Regions from separate parts of the Mus musculus genome. Here region 2 is linked to region 1. The links are chromatin loops, found by intact Hi-C in ENCODE. Cell type or tissue: gastrocnemius. All regions are shown on one strand. Each heading gives the region's core, and the rest is flanking DNA. Links, peaks and the distances in the headings are about the cores only.

What was found. Peaks named below come from ENCODE experiments on the same cell type or tissue, not always from the same donor. Only the 100,000 strongest peaks of a DNase experiment are listed, where the experiment ranks them.
Region 2: it touches region 1 in a loop (4-fold over the local background); 29 of 42 quality-filtered maps call a loop at or near these places.

The regions. Positions count from the first base shown.
Region 1 is chr1:161,872,280-161,882,604 of GRCm38, forward strand. Suco (SUN domain containing ossification factor) reads right to left here and starts at 4,403. Exons shown (of 24, transcript NM_001357402.1): 1 at 4,032-4,403. The coding sequence starts at 4,093. In gastrocnemius, for the core only: a CTCF peak has its summit at 4,332; DNase peaks (open chromatin) are centred at 4,073, 4,607, 4,995 and 5,634; H3K4me3 peaks cover 3,125 bases; H3K27ac peaks cover 2,485 bases.
Region 2 is chr1:161,965,255-161,975,579 of GRCm38, forward strand. 4930558K02Rik (RIKEN cDNA 4930558K02 gene) reads right to left here. Exons shown (of 7, transcript NM_001204904.1): 2 at 2,657-2,742. It overlaps Pigc (phosphatidylinositol glycan anchor biosynthesis, class C), which reads left to right and starts at 3,934. Exons shown (of 2, transcript NM_001039045.1): 1 at 3,934-4,025; 2 at 4,986-8,181. The coding sequence starts at 5,197. The coding sequence ends at 6,090. In gastrocnemius, for the core only: a CTCF peak has its summit at 3,838 (motif pointing right); a DNase peak (open chromatin) is centred at 3,927; H3K4me3 peaks cover 2,073 bases; H3K27ac peaks cover 1,794 bases.

The DNA of each region.
Region 1 (10,325 bases), core at 1,771-6,770:
CTAGAGAGATGGCTCAGCAGTTAAAAGCACTGACTTTTTTCTTCCAGAGGTCCTGCGTTCAATTCCCAGCAACCATGTGGTGGCTCACAACCATCTGTAATGGGATCTGATGCCTTCTTCCGTTATTTCTGATGACAGCTACGATGTACTTATATTAGATAGGTAGGTAGGTAGGTAGGTAGGTAGATAGATAGATAGATAGATAGATAGGTAGGTAGATAAAATTTTTAAAAAAGCTGGAAAAATTATCAGAGGAAAAAACAAAGAATACAGAAATCACAACTCAAGGAGGGAAAAATCTCTTCCATCTATAAAAACTAGACTAAGGTCAAAAAACATCACCATCTTGATTTACACAGCTCCCAGTGCTCCCCTACTGCACCTCCCTCCACTTATGACCATGACCTACCACCTCCAGAATCTGTCAGGCAGTCCATTCTATCTTTGATAGTAATCTAATTAAAATATCAATATGGCTGCCTCTTTCCTTCTTATTTAACCTATTTCACTCGCTCATCTTCTATCCTGCTAAACTCAGAGTTCGCCTGGGCAATAATTTTCTTCAAAACTCTATCCTTTTCAAGTCTTCTCCACCCTTACTAAACACTCCAGAAAACCCCACAAGAATGTTCCCTCTGCTTGTAACACAAGTCTCCCACCTTGACTATTCTATTCACCCTAGAAACCATTAATAGATGAGAACTAATGTTCACAGAAATAACAACCCAAAGGCATATGATTGATGAATGGAGGACAGGAAAGACTCTAAAATACAAACCCTTCATTAGATTCACCTCATGTCCTTTTAAGTACCTTTATTGTATGTTAAATATATCAAAGTTTTTTAACGTCAAGGTTTTAGTCTAAATATTAGCTCCTCTAAGCTCATCCTTTGAGTCACAGAAAAAAATCTGTTACTATTTTTAAAAATTAGCCTTTTTTAGATTAATGTAAAGAGTTCTGGTTCTTAGGGGTTAGCTGCAGACATATTAAGAACTAAAGGCAGATATGTAAAGGAAGAGTAAAGCTCTGGTTTACCTCCGGCATACCATGACTCACTGGGTTTCTATACATGTCCATCTAAGATGGAGGGATTGCTCTGCTTTAACTAAACAACTTACTACATGTATTTTAAAACAAACAAACAAACAGAAAAGCTAACAAAGATAATAGTACAAGCATAAACCAGTAACAAAATAGTAAGGCTAAGAAGAGTAACCATTATAAACCATTTATCTACATTTGATATAAAATAATCTCTTAAATTAAACAGTTCTCACTGAAAATTACTTTAATGAAAACAAATGGTAATATTAACAAAGTATTTTTTATCTTTCTTAAACAACTAACTTTGGTAATTATATGTACAATACTGATGCCATATTGATACATGTAGATAAATTACAAATAATTAGACACATTTTAAAGGCACATGCACCAAGTTTTACTACTAGGGAACATACTCAGAATAACTGTTCAAAGGTTTGGATCACATCGTCCACTTCAGTGTGATGATCAACTCCCCTCTGTCAATGACTGAGAGAGTTCTGCACCTTCAGCTTCTGAATAGTGTATATTATATCATAAAACTTTGAAGACTTCAGCAAACTAAGAGACATGGATATTGACTAAGGGTAAACACAATATAATAAGTCCTTGAAGGAGGAAGACAAGGGCCGTCATAAGCAGATGTTGAAGGCCAAAATGAGAGGTTGAAGTGATGAGAGACAGGAGAGAGAATCTATGCAACACCTAGAAGCTGAAAAAGTCAAAGAACTGGAGTCTCCCCCTCAGGGTCTCCAGAATGAAGCAGCCATGCCACCTTAATACTTGCCCCAGTGAGACTGATTTTGGACTCCTGTACACACACCCTACAACTATAAAACAACTATGTGTACGCCAGTGGATTTCTGGTAATTTGTTATAGCAGCAGTAGGAGCTTACAAGGAGGCTTCTTAGTTGAGATAGTTTCAGTACTAAAAACGAGAGAGGCCACTCACTCAAGCTTTCAAGATTCACAATATTCAATACACAGTAAACATAAGAAAAACACCTTTGAATGCTTTTATAATGAAAGACAGCATGCTCTTACTGTTTTACAAAGTGCATGTGTTATCTCATTTGCTTCTAATAACTTTGGTATGAATGGATCAATTTTATCATACTGAGGCTCTAAAAACTAAAGTTCAAAGGAATTATATAGCATGTCCAAGTACACATATCTAGTAAGTGATGGTACTGTATCTGTCTAAAAACACAGGCCTTATTTAACCTATAGTCAGTCAGAGGACCACTGTAGTGAGGAGCCTGTATTACAAGCTGCTTAGGTTCAAATCTAAATTTTAGAATGCAGTAGCTGCTTAGCCATGTTACTCTGTTGCAAGCATAACTTTAGCCTCTCTATTTATTCATCTGTAAAATACAGAATTCAACTAATAATATCTACCTAAGAGGACCTTGCTGACAAAGATGCTAAAACGTACACATGCCACATGCTTGGTACAGATAACAATAAATATTAGCTATCACTGTTCTTCTGTAGCTACACTACAATTACACCTAGAATACACTGTACTACTTAACCAAGAATTGTGATTAGCAGTGTGCAAAAGAAAAAAATAGCAACCAGAATGAATAGATAGGATGCATTTTGGTTTTCTGTTAAGGTAAATCTATAGCACTCTAGGCAGGAAAAGAGAAAAGGCAGAAGGCTGTATCACACACAATCTATCAACTATGACAGTATAAGATCAAACTAAACTGCAGTAATAGTAATAGAGTAAGTCCTGGGTAGACCCTAGAACTGATTATTATATGAACATAGAATACTCAATCTACAAAAGAGAAGTGGGTAACAAAATCTGGAGATAATTTCTGAATGAGGGGAGAAAAGGCTAGTAAGAGAAGCTCACCAACTCTAAGAAATTGCTACCTAATCCTACACTGGTTTCAGGTACCAGTTTCTCTTAAGGAGTATTTAAAGGATTCAGAATGACAAGAAATACAGTCTTTCCAGTCAGATTTTCTCAGACAAGTGTTTTCTTGAGCCCATATTAATATATTATTCTATGTGAGCAACAACTCTACAACTTGAGCACCTCTGGATTCCATTACACCCATAAAAAAAAGGGAATTATTACTGGCGCTTTGAAGACATAAGGTAAATAAGAAAGTGTGTTTAGATTTTAGTATAAGAAGCAAAATCTCTTTAACACAAAGGCCATCACTTTCAGTCACCAAGTCTCAAGGCTCTTTGGGAATTCCTTCAGAAAGAATGGCTTTTCCAAGTACACCTTTAGCAATCCTTTGGTTCATAAGCTATGTCTGCTCCTGGACATCCAGAGATGTGCTTGAAATTAACTTGAACTCCATAGAACTTCAGAGAAAGGGACAGAGCGGGTCGCAAAAACCGTTTCCTTTCTAGTGCCAAAGAACATGCCCCAAAACTATGGCTGACTCCACATCTGTGATAATCCTCTCCCACCAGGCTAACCGAAAAAGGGCTTCATCAGGGATCCCGCCCGCCCCACGCCGCAGGGTTTCAAGGAGCAGCCCCAAAAGTACTATTGGTCAAGATTGTGCAAGACCTGACCAGAAGAACAACAGTTTAGACATTACTCTTACCCTCATGACGACTCACGTTTTCAAAATCACAGGTCCGGAACACATCACACCTGACTCGCCCCTGCCCTTACCTCATAACGAAAGCAAATGAACTGACAGCAAAACTGAGTAACTCACTCACTAGCTTTCTGAACACTACCCAAACTGCCCTAACTGCGGTGATGGGGTACCCGAGTACAAAGGCAAAAAGTGATCCCCAATATCCCCTTCTCTCCCTGCTGGAACTCTGCAAATTCCAAAACACAACTCGTAAACCACAAGAGGAAGAGCTGGGTGGCCGCTGTGTCCCTGGCTTAGGAGCAGGAGCACCAAGCAACCCAAAAAGCCGAGATGATTTGGGGGTGTGACCCGACCTACTCCCTCTTTCATCCCCACGGGAAGTCCCCAGAGGCCGGCCCCTTACTCACCAGACTAGAGAGCAGAGAGAGAGGCAGGAGACCAGGGCCAAGGCCCGCCGGTACTTCTTCATCTTCTCCTCCTTCTTCCCCCTGCCAGGAGGCGGCACATCCTCCCCACAGCAGCCACTGTCGAGGCCAAGATGGAGGAGCCGGAGCAGAAACGCGAGGATGGGACCGAGAGTCCGAAGAGCAGTGGGGCTTGGGGAGCGGTTCCGCAGCGGCTCGCGTCCCGGATGGCCTCCCCGAGAGGCCCACGGCAACGGGAATAGGGACGCTTCACAGGAGCGCTCGGGAGACTGCCGCCGCCGCCGCTCTGTCTGCCCGCTCGCCCGCGCCCGCCTCCTCCGGCCTTCGCCGCCACTGCCTCCCCATCCCCGCCCCGCCCGCCCGGGCCCTCGCTCCGTGCTGCCGGCGACCAACGGCCGCCGCGTACTCGCCTCTCAGCAGCCAATCCCCGGCCGGGCCAGCGCACCTCGCACTCCACTGAGCTGGGTGGAAGGAGACGCGTCACCCACGTCCCTCTCGGCTCGCGCTCCACAAGTCACAGCGCGGGCCACGCCCCCTCCGCTGACAAAGCTCCAAAACGCCACAACCGCCGCCCAACCTGCGCAGGTCCCACCCACTCGCTGGCGCTCGAACAGGAAGTCCTGTAACCCTCGGTCTTCCGCCTTTCAATGGCCTGCCCACTCTCGCTGGCACGCGCCGCCTCCGCGCACGGGTATCTGGGGCTTGTAGTCCTCCTGCCCGAACCCGCCTTTTTTTTTTTTCCTCCGTAGAACTCGCGGGTTTGGTTCTCGAGTTTTACACTTTCACTTCTCACCTTCAGACTGACTAGCTTTGTCATTTGTCATTGTTAAGTCTATAATTCTTCCTTGGAGCACAGTCATGGAACGGCCTGGAATGACTGGAGAGGGTCAGGAGAAAGCATGCTAATGCAATTTAAAAGTCGGTTTACCGGCAGTGGGTCGGGCTTACTGAGGTAGATGATGATTGGAAGGTAGAAAGAGGCGTGTCAACGTTTCCTCTCACATGATTGGCTGGGAAGGACTGAGCTTTTCTTTCACCTAAGTGAGAATTCCTACCTGCCCGCCAGATTCCTAAGATAGAGCTTTAGTGTTCTTTTTTGTTCTTTTAATTTCGGGCTGTGGGTTTGCTGCTGCAAGGCAGAAAAGACACTACGGACTCTCGGCGTCTGGAAGCAGAGAAAGCGAACTCCTACACATACTTGCTGTGAACAAGAAAAAAAAAAAGAAGTGGTGTTCACAGATGGAGACCCCAAAATCTGTAAAAAGCTGAGGCCCAGAATCCTACTTAGGGAGCGTTGGTGTGCAATCTCAGAATGCTTTGTGGCTACTGCCAGACATCTCTTCAAGTAGCTTACTGATCCTGAAAGACAGCAGTTGGAAGAGACTAGACTTTTGGCCTCTTAGTATAGCAGTTCCTTCCTCTAAGTCTCCCGTGTGCCTATTTAACATATCAAAGCAGAACTGGCTGCCACGTTCTCCCAGCATTCTTCAGTCTCTACCAGTTAGTTGCAGGATTCTTCTCATCAGCCCCTACTCCAAACTTCTCCAGCCCAGGGGCTGGGCAGCCATTCCCTCATGCACCCTTCCCTATATAATCCAGCCATTTTGGTTACCTGGCCCTTTTGGTCTGCCCTTTACCCTCCTGGCCTCTTGATCTCCTGGTCTCCTGGCTCTCCTTGCCTCCTCCACTTTCCTCACATGGCCCCTGCTCAGGTTCGTATTCACTCTGGACTCGTCCAGATGCCCCTGTCTCTGGCTATGTCTCCCTTGTATAAACCTCCTCTACCATGCCCAGGAGCAGTCATTCCCTTCCTATTTTATTTTATTTTATTTTCAGTTCCTCTCATCTATCTGCACCGCCATACCCATTAACCTCCTCCACTTCTCCCACCCTTAACTCCTGAGATCTGTGAACACTATTCTGTTCTCATCTTTGAAATTATCTTAATTTTCATGTATAAGAGAGACTACACGGCATTTGTATTTCTACCTCTGATTTTACACAACATTCTCCAATTTCATCTGTGTTACAACTAATGACAAGATTTCGTTCTTTTTATAGTTTAATGTGTAAATAAATATACTGTATTTTCTTTATCAATGGATCCCTAGGTTGCTTCCATATTTTGGCGACTGTGCAATTCCTCCTTGACATTTACCCAGGTGTTATGTTTTATATAAAAGAAAAAGCCGGGGATATGTTAGGTGGAGGCACAGTATGGAGTTGGGGGAGGGGGGCAGGGAGAAGGCTGTGCTTCTGCGGGCCCACACTGAGGCATCCCTTACCCCTGAGGAACAGCCATACAAGTATAGTATAGAATAGAGTTTATTTAGGGCATGGGGAGGGGAGTTGACAAGATAGTAGAGACAGAGAAAGGGAGAGAGAGAGGAGAGGAGTAGAGGCTAGCCATGAACACTTGGAGAGGGAGAGGAAAATGAAGGGAGAAGGGACAGAGTGGGAGAGAGTAGAAAGGCAAGCAAAAATAGAAAGAAGGGGGCAAGCAGCCCCTTTTATAGTGAGTCAGGCATAACTGTGGGGTGGAGCCTAGAAATGCTAACACCAAGCAGCAGGATTGTTGAATTGTTTGGTAGTTTTGTTTTTTTGGTTTGTGAGGGAAGATGGAGCAGAGACTGGATTGGGTGGGGAAGAGTGTCAGAAGCCCTGTGAGTACATCAGGTAATAATGGCCCACCAGGACCAGCTTCTGGAAAACAGATTAACTTACTTGGAATGATGCAAGGCTTATATACTTTGGGGAATGGGAGTAGGGTAGGAACATCTAGGATGGGCAAAGGTCACTGGATAAAGGCTTAAGGTACCAGGATGCCTCATTAACATGGAGAGGCATCCAGAAATCTCAGGTGCTAGCTGAACAGGTTCATATTGGGAGGAAGAAAGTTGAACCTGTAATCTTAACCAAGGCTATGTGATACTCTGCAGGTAGAGGTATGTGGAGGGTTAAGGTTAGAGAAGGGGGAAGCCCTGCCAGTAAAGGAAGGCCTCCATTTTGTGCTGAGCCCAGAAGGCCTTCTGGGCAATGGTAGATTTGGACCTTAATTAGCAGGGCTTTCCCATAGTTTTGGTTTGGTTTGGTTTGGTTTTCAAAGAAATCATACTGTTTTCCATGGGCCCTAAGTTACTTTTTACTGCTGTAATAAAAAATCATGACCAACAGTAATTTGGCGAAGAAAAGGGGGTATCTGGCTTACAGTCGATCCATCATAGAAAGAAGTCAGGGCAGAAGCATCAACACAAGAATCTGCAGGCAGGAACAAGAACACTGCTCCCTGCCTTTCTCCCTGTAGCTTTCCCAGCCTAATTTCTCTCCTAGATGTATGTATTTTGTTATTTTGTATATATGACTGTTTCCCCTGCATGTATGTCTGTGTAGCAACATATATGTTCCTGGTGCCCGTGGAGGTGGCAAGCTGCTATCTGGGTGTTAGAAACTGAACCCAAGTTCTTTGCAAGAATAGCAAATGCTCTTAACTACTGAGCCAATCCATCAGTAGTCCATCAGCCAGGTTTCTTATACAATTTAGGATTACGAGGCCAGGATAAGCACCCCATACAGTGAGCTGAGAACTCCCTCCTCAATGATTAAGAAAATGCCCTACAGACTTCCCTCTGTGCAATCTGATGGAGGTGTTTTCTTCATTGAGCTTTCCTGACACAGATAACTCTAGCTTATAACAAGCTGACAAAAAAAAACAGGACAACTGATTCCTTGACAACTTGACACACAAACACATCACTTGTCAACCGTAACTTTTCTTGTTTATCTTCAAGATCTCATTTGAAGACCATTATAACAATATAAAGCCTTTCAAGTTTATATGGTTCCACAGTCTCAGTTCACGTACTCAGACATGTGTAACTGTATTAGCTTAGATCCCCATGAAGAGCATAGAATAGTTCCTATTTTTCTTTACCTTAGTCAGATTTGGGGGGTCAGGGGGATCTTTTTTATAGTAGTCATTCTAACTGGAGTAAGATTACATGTTCTTTTCTTTTTTTTATTTTTGTTTTTTTTGCGGGGGGGTGTTTTGTTTTGTTTTTGTTTTTTGTTTTTTCAAGACAGGGTTTCTCTGTGTATCCCTGGCTGTCCTGGAACTCACTCTGTAGACCAGGCTGGCCTCCAACTCAGGAATTCGCCTGCCTCTGCCTCCCGAGTGCTGGGATTAAAGGCATAAGTCATCACACCCGGCACATGTTATTTTCTTAATCTGCATTTCCCTAAGAAATTGTGATGGTAATTTTCCATATAGTTATTGTATATCTTCTTTTGAGATATGGCTATTAGGTTTTCACTTGGCTCTTAATTGCATTATCTATTGTTTTGTTTGTTTGTTTTTGAAAGAGAATCTGCTATAACAAAAACTCTCTCAATTCAGTAAAATCTCAAACCTCTAACCACACACCTACACACAGTAACTAATGTTCCCTACAGGTATTTGGGTTATTCTGGAAGTTACAAAGGGACATCATGCACAGTGAACAAAAGCTCAGCCATTCCTGAAAGGTTAACAACACAGAAACTATGTAGGGGTCAGGTCCCAGCCCTGATAAAGATCAGAAAGTCTTTACTGCTGGTAAGAAAGAACAGACCGATCTCAGAACAGCAGCCAACACCTTCTGGTCATCTCTTTTGTCCTTTATCTCCCATATAAATGGTACCTAAGAAACTCAAGAAGAGAACTATTTGTCTAATTTAAGGAGGTGTTTTTTTGATTAGTAGACATTGACGTATTTTGATTTACTTGAAATTGTATCTGCTTCTTTTATTGTTAACAAAATGTTGAAAGTATGAGTGAGTGCACCTGAATTTGCTGTTTTTCTCCACCTAATGTTTTTCCTTATGTACCTTTATTTAGCTACTCTTTTTCTAAAGAAGAAGAAGAAGAAGAAGAAGAAGAAGAAGAAGAAGAAGAAGAAGAAGAAGAAGAAGAAGAAGAAGAAGAAATGAAAGAAAGAAATAGAGAGAGAGAAAGAAAGAAAGAAAGAGAGAGAGAGAGAGAAAGAAAGAAAGAAAGAAAGAAAGAAAGAAAGAAAGAAAGAAAGAAAGAAAATTACTTTTCAAGTCTTAGTATCATGTATAATCTGGCTATTTGGGGAGGAAAAGGTAAAACTGAGAAGGGGATAAGACAAGGAATTCTATTTCTAGCTAGCTGGGAACTCATTTTATCTTCTCAATGGGTGGGGGCATGCTATCCTGTAGAGTCCTGTTTATATTTCAAATAACAAAACACTCCTTCCTTGGAAAAAAAATCTTGCAATTGTGGTGCCTGTCTATAAATTTTAAAACCCAGGAAACTGAGGCAGGGGGAATTATGAGTATGAAATCAGCCAGAACCAATTTATCTGCATTAATTTTGTGTCTCTAACAGGATAATTTATACTTAATACTTTTTACTTAAATTGAAGATGTTTGTTGGGGGTTGGTCTTGTGTACTGTGTACTCAGATCCTGATTTGGTATGCAGTCTGGAAGATTGCAGGCTCAAGCATCGCTAGCCTCAATGTTAGGTAAAAATTATTTTCCATCATCTCTGATTGGTCAATAAAGAGATGACTCAGCCTATGACTAGGCAGAAGAGATAGGAAGGCTGAACTTCTGACACCAACCAGGGGTCCCAGGTACAAAGAGAAGTAAGAGAAGGATCATGAGGAAAGAAGGTAAAGAGGCAATGTGGAGAGAGCATGAGGCAGAGGGTCCAGGAGGAGTTGTGATGAGTAGGTCACAATGAGAGAGCAGACATGAGGACACATATGGGCCAGAGCAACAGGGTAAGACTCAGATTGAAGATAAAGGACCATATGGCTGGGAAATAGATAGCTTAGAGGGTTAGAAAGATGCTCACCTGCCCACTCATAGTGCTTAAAACTTATTAAAAAGTTTACTAAATCTCTATGTCAGTTACTTAGAAGCTAGAATGGGAATGCATAAGACTATCATCCTTAAGTTACTGTCTACATTTGGTTTTTGGTTTTTGTTTTTACAGATTTCTAGGCTGAGAATTCTAAAATTAATCCTCTAGGGAGGACCCAAGATCAACTGATGACTCTAGGGAGGACCAAGGATCAATCCATGACTCTAGGGAGGATCTAAGAACAACTGATGACTCTAAGGAGGATCCAAAATCAAGTGATGGTTCTAGAAAAGGTCCAAAATCAATAAATGGCTCTAGGGAGGATCCAGGATCAATTGATGACTCTAGGAAGGATCCAAGAACAACTGATAACTAACTCTAAGGAGGATCCAAAATCAATTGATGGCT
Region 2 (10,325 bases), core at 1,858-6,857, 93 kb after region 1:
CTTCCATGCCTGGCTGGAACTCCTAGACTTTATGCCCCTGCACACTCAAACAACTCACCTCTGTCCTCCCACACAGAGCATCTTTCCCTGGAACATTCTCCCCAGTTGCTGGGAAACATGAAGATGCGACAGGGCAACACCAGTTGTCTCCACAAGCTAACCCAGCCTCCCATTGAAGATCATTTAGTTAAAGAATGAGGGGCTGAGGCCTTGGTGTGGGGACAGAGAGACACTGAGATGGAGACATGGAATGCTGATCTTTTGCCAAGAACACCTCTCCGCTTTCGTGAGAAGGGATTTCATCGTTCATTCTTCATGGGAAAGGAGTGTGGTGTTCGGGAAGTATTTGTTTCGTTTCTCTTGTCGCTTCCCTGAGTCCTAGGAAGCTGGGGAGGTGGTCTGATGTAAATTCCTCTGCGAGCTTCTCTGTTATGGGAATGGGCTGCCTCAGATTTATTATCCCCAAACCGACCATGAAAGGCAAGAAGGCTGGCTTAGTCCTGCTTCGCTGTAACCTCTTACTAACCGGTGTGGGTTCAGCACAGTTCGGCCAAGCTGGGAGGGTGCTTCTGGAAGCTTCCTATGGCACTTCCATGTTGCTTCTGGGGTGGTGTGTGTGTGTGTGTGGGGGGGTGTCTCACTTCCATCCCCACAGCTGTGTTCCAGAGCTTGTTTGAAGCTGGCATAGTCTGAGACACATTCCTCTAAACATCCCTTTACCTTTTTCTAGACCATTCTATTAGATCTGCTTGCCCACGGGTGCGTAGGTAATACTTTGAGTTCACTGAACTATCCCTAAGAACTAATCCCCTAAGAGTTGAGGGAAGTTACTGCCAAACAAAGAGTGTGGGACTTGGAACTCTGGACAAATACATTTTGTCCTTAAAAAAATAGCTATGTATCAATTCTCCTCTTTCCTTTTCCAATAAGCTGTATTTTTATCCTGCCCTCTGAGAGGTGAGGGCACTCCATAGGTACTGTTTACTCACCTCACACGTTTTATGAGGTAAGTAGGCTCATTTCTCCAACCAGACACCAAGATTGCTCCCTCAGTCTTAGCGTTTGATTGGAAAGAATTTCACTTACTACCTTAAGTAACTTCTTATCACTCACCTACATTTGGCCGGTGGTGGTGGTGGTGGTGTGTTTCTGTGTCCCTTTCCAGATGCTGTAGATAGCCCCGTCTCCCTGACAACCCTGACCTTGACTCTGAAACAGGTACCATGCCTGCCCAGTTGAGTACTAAGCCTGCCTCTCTCAAGCTCTGCTCTGCTCTCCACTTCCTGCCTTTCACCAGAGGCTCAGACAGAGGACAGGGGAGTTGGAGGCAAGATGAACATGCACTGGGATGCCCCTGGTTCAGAGTGCATCTAATGGGCAGGGAGTACTAAGGGATGGTGGCGGTTAGCTTATTAATGTCAGGCATTAGCAATTGAAAGTTTCTATATTTCTAATTAGAAAACTGAGCGTATTTGGCCCTGGACTCAGATATCTGAGGCAACATTGACTGAGGAAGAGGGAGTGTCACCTTTGGCCAGTTCTTCCATTCACTGCTACTTCCATCTGACCAACCTAATCAGTGTGGCTTCCAGCTGACTGCATGTGAGCTTATGACATAGTCGAATTGAAAACGGATGCTAAGTTATCATTTACTCACGATGACTCTTGAGGTGTTATCAACTCTTAGTGGGTATATTACTTTGATACTTCCTAAACAAACCTTTGAGTTTATTGAACCTCTCATTGCTCATGCCAGATAAACACACACACACACACACACACACACACAACATGCACTCAAATGTTTGCTCTGAAAATACACAAAATCATCTATCAGCCTTTTGAGAACTGTTTTAAAGAGTAGACAAAGCAGACATGTGTTATGGAGGCATGGATGCCCCTCATGTGGTCATTTGCTCACAGACCTAAAGATGTATGACGATTATCAACAGGAAAAGAAACTCTTTGAGCCTGTGCTCTCTCTAGCAACCATTTCCAGTCTAAGACAAGCCTATGGAACTGCCTCTGCACCGTCCTTGCTCATCCCCGATTCCTTATTTCCCGCCATCATCTCACAACCTACATTTCTCTCAGAGATTTATCACCACACCCAGGGACAACTTAACTGTAAGGGGCGGGGAGGTGTTGAATGAAGAACTTAATTATTTTAAGTAGAAGCTGAAATGCCCCATACATATAAATCCTCAGTTTTCAAAATCAGAAATGTGTTATCTATTGGCTTTGTGAGGGCATGAGCGACCCATGAAACTGGAGGAGGCCCCACGTGAAATACAGCTATTGCTACTCTATAAAGATGGCGTGTTATAGTTCTAGGTTATTGATAATTAGAATTCGAAGACTAGAAATTGAAGCGGGGTGGGGGGAAACTATGGAAGTGTTTTGAGTTACAGTGTCTGTGGTTGAATAGTACACGCAGAAATGAAGGTTATGGCGGCTCTCATTTCTTCTAGCCAGGCCTTTACATAGCATAACCTTTGTCTGAGAAACCCAGGGCGTTTCTTTCTTTTTTCTTTTTCTTTTTCTTTTTTTTGCATTCGACTTGGTTTCTCAACAGGGCACATGCACCTCTCCACCTTAAGAGTACAACCACTGAGCTCTGCCTCGAAGGCTCTGTCCTCAGAAGCTGGGAAGTTACCTTCTGGGGATGCTCAGGATCAATGGTTTGTTTACCAGGCTGGCCTCACTCAGCCAAGGAATCTTGTCAAACTTTGGAACAAAAGCCTACAGAGAGAGAAATGGAAAGAGATCAGGTTGCAGAGTTTATCACACTTCCGAAGACTAAATCTTAAAGGGAGTCACAGGGCCAGAGAGATGCCTTGGTGGCTAACAGCACTCCTTCCTCTTGGAGAAAAGCCAGGTTTAGTTGACAGCACCCACAAGCCAGCTCATGACTGCCTGTAACTATAGCGGCAGGGGACCTAGCACCTTCTTCTGACCTCCACAGACACCTGGAGTCAGGAGCACATATGTAGACATAATTAAAAACAAAATATTAAAAAAAAGTTAAAATACTTGACCAGTGCTGGTATTACAATAAGCAAAGTAAGCTAACAGCAACCACACAGCAATCAATACATTGCAAACTATTTTAACACGAGAGTCCTCCAACCATTCCATAAGGTGGCCAAGAACAAATAAGCGCCTTCTTTCTTTTACAGACAAAGAATTCAAAGCCCAGATAGTGTGAATATGAATAAATGGGTTCATGCTTTCTGCCTCTGTGTCCACACTATTTAACAGTCTCTATATTTTAAATTCTTCGAGCTTCCATCTATTTATAAATCCTGTGACACTTCCAAGACCCCAGTTGAAAATCAGCAATCTCTCGTCCCAAAGGCTCTCCACCCTCATCTCTTTTAGGTGGCAAAGTCTAGGAAAGGATCCAGCTTTGGAGCCATCCACATTTGGATATTTCTGATCTACTTGCAATTACTAACCAGCTGCCTGACTTTGGTCAAAAACAAACTAATGATCGCATCGTCTCTGTGCAAGTCAACGCACAGGATGCTATGTGAGATCTGGGATCTCCCCGACTCCCCCCCCCTTTTTTTTTTTTTTTTTTTTTTTTTTTTTTTTTTTTGGTGAATACCAGAAGCCTGGTTTGGCACCTATAGGAGGAGGGTTTGGATGCATGGAAAGTCCCTTGGCTGAGAGCCTGTCAACACATGTCATGGTAACCTTGCAGTTACCAGTCTTCCACCAGCCCCGCGACTCTTCCTGCCTTCTCCTGCCTTCCACACCCTGTGAAGTAATTCCCACTGAGGGATTTGCTTCCCAGGCTTAGCATTCCACTAGGAGCAGATTGCCAGGAGAGGAGCAATCAGTAGAGGGCAGCAGTGACCTCGCGGTGTGGAGTCTCGGGGCGGGACGCTTTGGCCGCCGAGTGCTGCGGATCCGGAAGTGCTCCTCCACAGTAGTCCCCTTCCAAGCCGGCGTCCCGGATGTAGAAGTAGCTAGGCGGCCGCTCTTCTCGGTCGTGCACCCCCCTAAAGAGCTTGGTGCAGGTGGGTTCCGGCGTCCTTCGCTGTGAGCGCTTCCGGCTGATCCAAGGCTGGGGCGGGGGTCGGCAGCGGCGGGCGGGGCAGGCCGGTTGGGTGAGTGGTAGCCCAAGACCCTTCGCCGCCCGGTGACGGGGACCTTTCAAATCCCGAGGTCCCAGTGCGTGAGGGCCGACTCCAGGGTGTACGGCTTTTAAAGCAAAGGTCTATCCTAGCCTCCACGAAAAATACAGACGGTCCGGCAGGAAGTTCTTTCTCGAATTTGCTGAATGACCTCTGTGTTTACGACTGGGATGATTGTTTTCTTGATCCTGCGCTAGAGTTTTGCTGTTTCAGTTAATTAGGATGATATAGCACTTTAAAGGATAGTAAGTTCAGCTAATGAACAAAAAAGATTTGAGTTCTTGGTTTGGGCTAAAACTATAGAGAGATCATGCCCTTTTGTACGGTGCAGGTTATTGTCATTCGACCGATAACTTATTCAGATACCTTTGGGGACCTAGTAACGGCTATGGATGGATTCTGTCCCTATAAATTTGCGTAAGTTGCAAATATAATCATGCAAAAATAGTATAAACCTTAGAGTGTATGAATGCCCAAGTTAAGACTGGCTTAGAGAAGGACGACCAGAAGCAGAGACTTTGACACTAGACTTTTGTAGGAGGTCTGGCTCCACGCTGTTAGCCTGGGACCTAAATACTCTACTGTTTTGAAACTCAGATGTCTTATTAGGTAAACTCATAACTGGTATTAACTTGTAAGGCTGTGACAGTTAAAGAAGGTGCATAAGACATTTAACATTCTGAGTTAGATGCAGATATCAATTATTAAGACTACACTTTAAAATGTGAAGGCTTAATGCCGCATTATGTCACCAGACACAATTTATCTAGGCTTTCAGTAAGCCAAGTTGTTTTTTATTGTATCTGATGCCAGCTTCCATATATTTACAGTTCTCTCTTCTAGGAATTTAGCTGTGTTGTCCTGACCCTCAGGACAAACTCATCTAATGCAGGCTCAGCTTGTACTGAAGGCTTTGTAAACAAGGAAAGTTCTGTAGGGTATCAGCATGGCATTTCCAGAGAGTTCTTAATCTACAGATTTATCAAGAACCAGAACCCCATGGACGTCCCTGAGGGAGATTGAGCCAACCTGGATTTGAGGAAAGAATGAGATAATGTGTGCTCAACGTGTAACAGACACCCCAGAAGTCAAGTGGCAGAAGGTTTTATATGAGCGGCAGCCGTTCCCTGATAACTATGTTGACCAGAGGTTCCTGGAAGAACTCCGGAAAAACATCTATGCCCGGAAGTACCAGTACTGGGCTGTGGTATTTGAGTCCAGTGTGGTGATACAGCAGCTGTGCAGTGTCTGTGTTTTTGTAGTGATCTGGTGGTACATGGATGAGGGTCTTCTGGCTCCCCAGTGGCTTTTTGGGACCGGACTGGCATCTTCCTTGGTTGGGTATGTTTTATTCGATCTTATCGATGGAGGTGATGGACGGAAGAAGAGTGGGCGGACCCGGTGGGCCGACCTGAAGAGTACTCTGGTCTTTATCACTTTCACTTACGGTTTTTCACCTGTGCTAAAGACCCTGACGGAGTCTGTCAGTACAGACACTATCTACGCCATGGCAGTCTTTATGCTGTTAGGCCATCTCATCTTCTTTGATTACGGTGCCAATGCTGCTATTGTATCCAGCACCCTGTCCTTGAACATGGCCATCTTTGCTTCTGTTTGCCTGGCCTCACGCCTCCCCCGGTCACTCCACGCCTTCATTATGGTGACGTTTGCTATCCAGATCTTTGCACTGTGGCCCATGTTACAGAAGAAACTGAAGGCGTACACCCCGCGAAGCTATGTAGGGGTCACTTTGCTTTTTGCCTTTTCTGCCTTTGGAGGTCTTCTGTCCATTAGTGCTGTGGGAGCCATACTCTTTGCTCTCCTGCTGTTTTCCATCTCCTGTCTCTGCCCTTACTACCTCATTCATCTGCAGCTTTTTAAGGAAAATATTCACGGGCCTTGGGATGAAGCTGAAATCAAGGAAGACTTGTCTAGGTTCCTTAGCTAATCTAGGGACCTTCATTTCATTATTAAGACCAGCGGAAAGACTTCGAGCCTAACCGGTGCAACATTTAAAGGCAGGGGTCCACTCTTGAAGCAGCCGACTGATCTAGATGGTAGAGCTGAGATCAGAAGAAAGCATTTAACCAAGGGCTTAGGGGAGGGTGCTTGTCCTTCAGTTATTTTGTGACTGAAAAAGCTTTCTGGTGCTGTTATGAATTATTGTCCTTTATTCCCTGTAACAAATGATGTAATGTGGGTTCTGCTTATTAAAAAAGTAATATCCATTGCATTGTCTAGTATTTTAAAAAAAACAAAACAAGGAAACCCTTATTTATGTGTGTATAAGAGAGGGGGTTTGTCTATTTCCAGTATGTATGTCCCACGCATCAAATTCAGGCCCTGGCAACAGGCCTTTACCAGCTGAGCCATCACACTGGCCCTGTCTCATTTTTATGAGAGCATAAGACAAAAGTAGTATGAAGGTGTGTGTGTGTGTGTAAAAGTGTAATCAGTTGTTTAGCCTTTTCTGTGTATACTAAGGGACACCTTTATATATCTAGAGCCCAAATTTGAGAATCCCTGATGGTGGCATCCAGTTTGTTGTCCAATACCACAGAAGTGGTCACTCAAGGAGAGCTACATGCCATAGAAACAAAACGTTAGCGATATGAAAGAGGCTGGAGGGTGAGTTCATCTCAGGCAGTTAGGAAACCAGAGGTGACATTTAATTTACTCGTGGAGGATAGCAGGTGAAAGCCTTTGAGAAACAGATAGGTAATACTAGTGAGAATGGAAAACTATGGACCAAGCAAGTGTGCCCAGTGAGGGCAGCTGTTACCGCTCCAAAAGTGTTGTTTCTACTCAGTTTGGGAGTCATACCTGTGGCTCAGAGAAAGTAAATATTGCAGTAACTGTGATTCTGATTCGTAATATGAATATACTTTGTGAACTGTCTCAAATTTAATTCAGATTACAAAAACATTTGCAGGCAAGATGTGACTACATATGATAGTCAAAGCACAATGATGGGAACGTGATGGGATTTAGTCACAGAGATCTGGGGGAGGAACGAAAGAGTGGGAGCTTGAGTCACTGAGTTCGGCTCTGTTGATCAAGTAATTGGACCCTGCTGCTGGTGATGAGCAATCCATCTTGTCTAAAGATGGGACAAATTGTGAAGTCTGGAATTACCTAACCGTTCAGTTCTCAGCTTTCACCTTTAATATTGAAGAATTGTTGCAATAGATAAGCTGTGTGAAGCGTCTTGAAGAGAGCCCAACCCGAAGCTCGATGTTAGTGCTGAGCACCTCAAATGCAAAATTCTGAAATCTGAAATGCTCCAGGATCTGCTCTGAAAGGTTTTGAGCACCAATGCTATGCCCTGTGAAAATTCTACATTCTATTCCATGAAATCTGTGCAAAACTATTTAAGAAGTATAAAACTGTCTTAATATGGTATATAAGTTGTATATGAAGTAATTAAGTCTTATGTTTAGATGGGTCCTGTTCTCAAGCTATCTCTATGTAAAAATTTCAAAATCTGAGGGAAAAAATTAAAAATGTTTTTGGTATTGGATAAGGGACATTGGAGGTGTCATAACAGTTGGAATGTAGGTTAAATTTGAAGAGGGCAAAGGCACAAAATGAATGAGGTACTTTCTCCAGTGGCTGCTTCCATCTGTGCAAGTGGTACTTGCCCTCTGCTTGTTGTAAGTAGTCTCAAATTAGAACTAACAAGCGGGTAGTAGTATAGCATATTACTATACTGTGAAGTAATCCTTTTTATTTTTCTGGTTTCTCATAAAAATCTTGACGAGGAATTTCAACTAATGCCATTTTTTTATGTTTACTGTTATTGATGAAGATTGTTTCATGATTAAAAAAAAAGTGGGTTATTGTCCCCCAAGATCACTTACCCTGCTTTCTCAAACCCACGGGCACTTGGTTTGGGGGGGAAAAGACAAAGAACTGCCCCATGGAGCCCAAAGCATCCAGGCATTGCCTGTGATGGATTGTACACATTGTGTCTCCAAATTGGCACGAATTATTCATCGTTCACATCAACGGATGGCAGTTGGATGTAAAAAGGTATTGTAAAAAAAAAAAAAAAGAAAAGAAAAGCTGTGGGGTTTGTTTTTATTTTTTCACGGTTTAATACATTGCCTTATCTGAATGGGTTTCCAGTTGTCGACTTTAGGAAACTCATTGCCAGTGAGCAGAATTTTCCAAAAGGTTGAGCCACTCGTAAGAGTTGTGGGGCAAATGACTATGACTGCTGTCATCTCCAGCTCTTTTCTATCACTTTTGTCTGGAGTCACCCAGTACTCAATCGTATTTGTGGTTCTAGAAGGTCAGTGTGGAAGTGGTGGGGGATGGGGAGTTGTAAGATGCTCTTGAGTTTGAGGGGGAAGATACAGCAGTGTGTTTGGATACTAAGGGGGCTGAAGGAGAGAAAGTACCACAAGCAGGATCCAGAGTGGATCCATTGTTCGGTCCACAGGGACCTAAAGCATCCTGGTGATGAACAGAAGCTTGGGGTAAGGGGATTATAGGTCTCAGAGAGCTGAGTGCTTTGTAGTACAGGATCCTGCCCTTAATGGCAATCTCAGGGACTTTAAAGAGATAAGCTAAGCCACTGTATGTTAGTATTACAGAGCCTTATATACAAGTGAAGTCTAAAGACTGGCAGCAGTTTTGAGGCTGAGCATGGAGAGTGCCTGTGGCAATTCTGGAGAAAAGTGAGGGTCTGGATGGAGAGTCTGGCAGTAGGCAGGGGAACAAACGGGTTTGATAGTGATTTCCAGGGAATTTGCTAACCCCATGTAGAGCAGCGGTTCTCAACCTGTAGGCCATGACCCCTTCGGTGCCGAATGACCTTTTCACAGGGGTCACACATCAGGAATGCTGCATATCAGATATTTACATTCCCATTCACAAACAGTAGCAAAGGTTACAGTTATGAAGTAGCGGCACACAAATTTATGGTTGGGGGCTCACCACAAACAGAGGAGGAAGTGTATTAAAGAGTGGCAGCGTCAGGAGGGCCGAGGACCACTGATGTAGAGAAAAGAAGAGGAAGTAGGAAAACAGGAAAGCTGCAGTTATTCTAGCATGAGTGGACTTGTGTGTTTATTAACTCCACATGAATTAACTAATGCGTGCAGGGAGTGGAACAGATAATCCTAATGGGGTAGGTTTACATTTGTGCAGAGGGTGAGCCCCACACACTGCTCAGAGCCTGCTGCCTCGAAAGTCTAAGCAGAAGAGAGCAGGGTGTTGTATTTGCTATTATTTTTTGTTTGGTTGTGGTTTTTTTTTTTCAGTTTAGTTGCCTCACAACTAGGCAATAGAGGAATTAAAAATAGGTGACAGAATGACAAATTGAATAACCCAAATGATAGAAATCAAAGGGACAGGAAGCAGCCTTCTAAAAATTGGAGTAGACACTGGAACTCAGTCCAGAAGGAACATTCAGGACATGTGACCATGGCCTATATATTACTAAAGGTCTACATTACTATAGAGTTCACTAGTAGGGGAATTAGCAAACCTTTCTCAAACTCTGAAAAAAAAAGTCAGAGGGTAAAAGCAACTGTCCACGTGTTCGTTAGATTATGTCTTACAGAAGACAAAATGCCGAAGCAGCACCAGGCTAAGTCTGGACCATATGAAAATATAATTTTCCTGGAATTTTTGCATTTTTTCCGGGGAAAAAAAATCTAATAGGCCAGCAATGTAAATGGATTCTAAAAATGTGTAGGGAGAATGAAACCAAAAGTCACATTTTATTTTTCAATACTGAGAAATTCTGAGCCCTTACCTAAGTTGCTACTTGGATGATAAGACTCGCCTATGCCTCATTGGCTTGTGACTGGTCAGAATTCACAAAGAGGAAAAGATTCATCTGACGTGCTCCAGCAGTTGCTGAGACCACTGTTTGTCACTTCAATTCAGTTCTCTAGCCAGTCTCAACTTTAGAGCACACAGAAATGGTGTGGGCAGTATATTAACAACTCAGATTTCTAAAGTAAATATTGTTTTCGGGAGGAAACACCAGGGGAAAAAAGTTCAATAGTATTGTTAATTATGTCTCAACCTGTCAAATATTTGTTTACATAAAAAGCCACTGCCCTTCTGCTATTTTGCTTCTCTCCTTGAGCTCTGCTTGTCATTTGTTCTACATTAAAGGGAAGGTTGGAGAGGGGTGGTGTGAGAGCAAAGATAGGAGGAAGAGGAGGA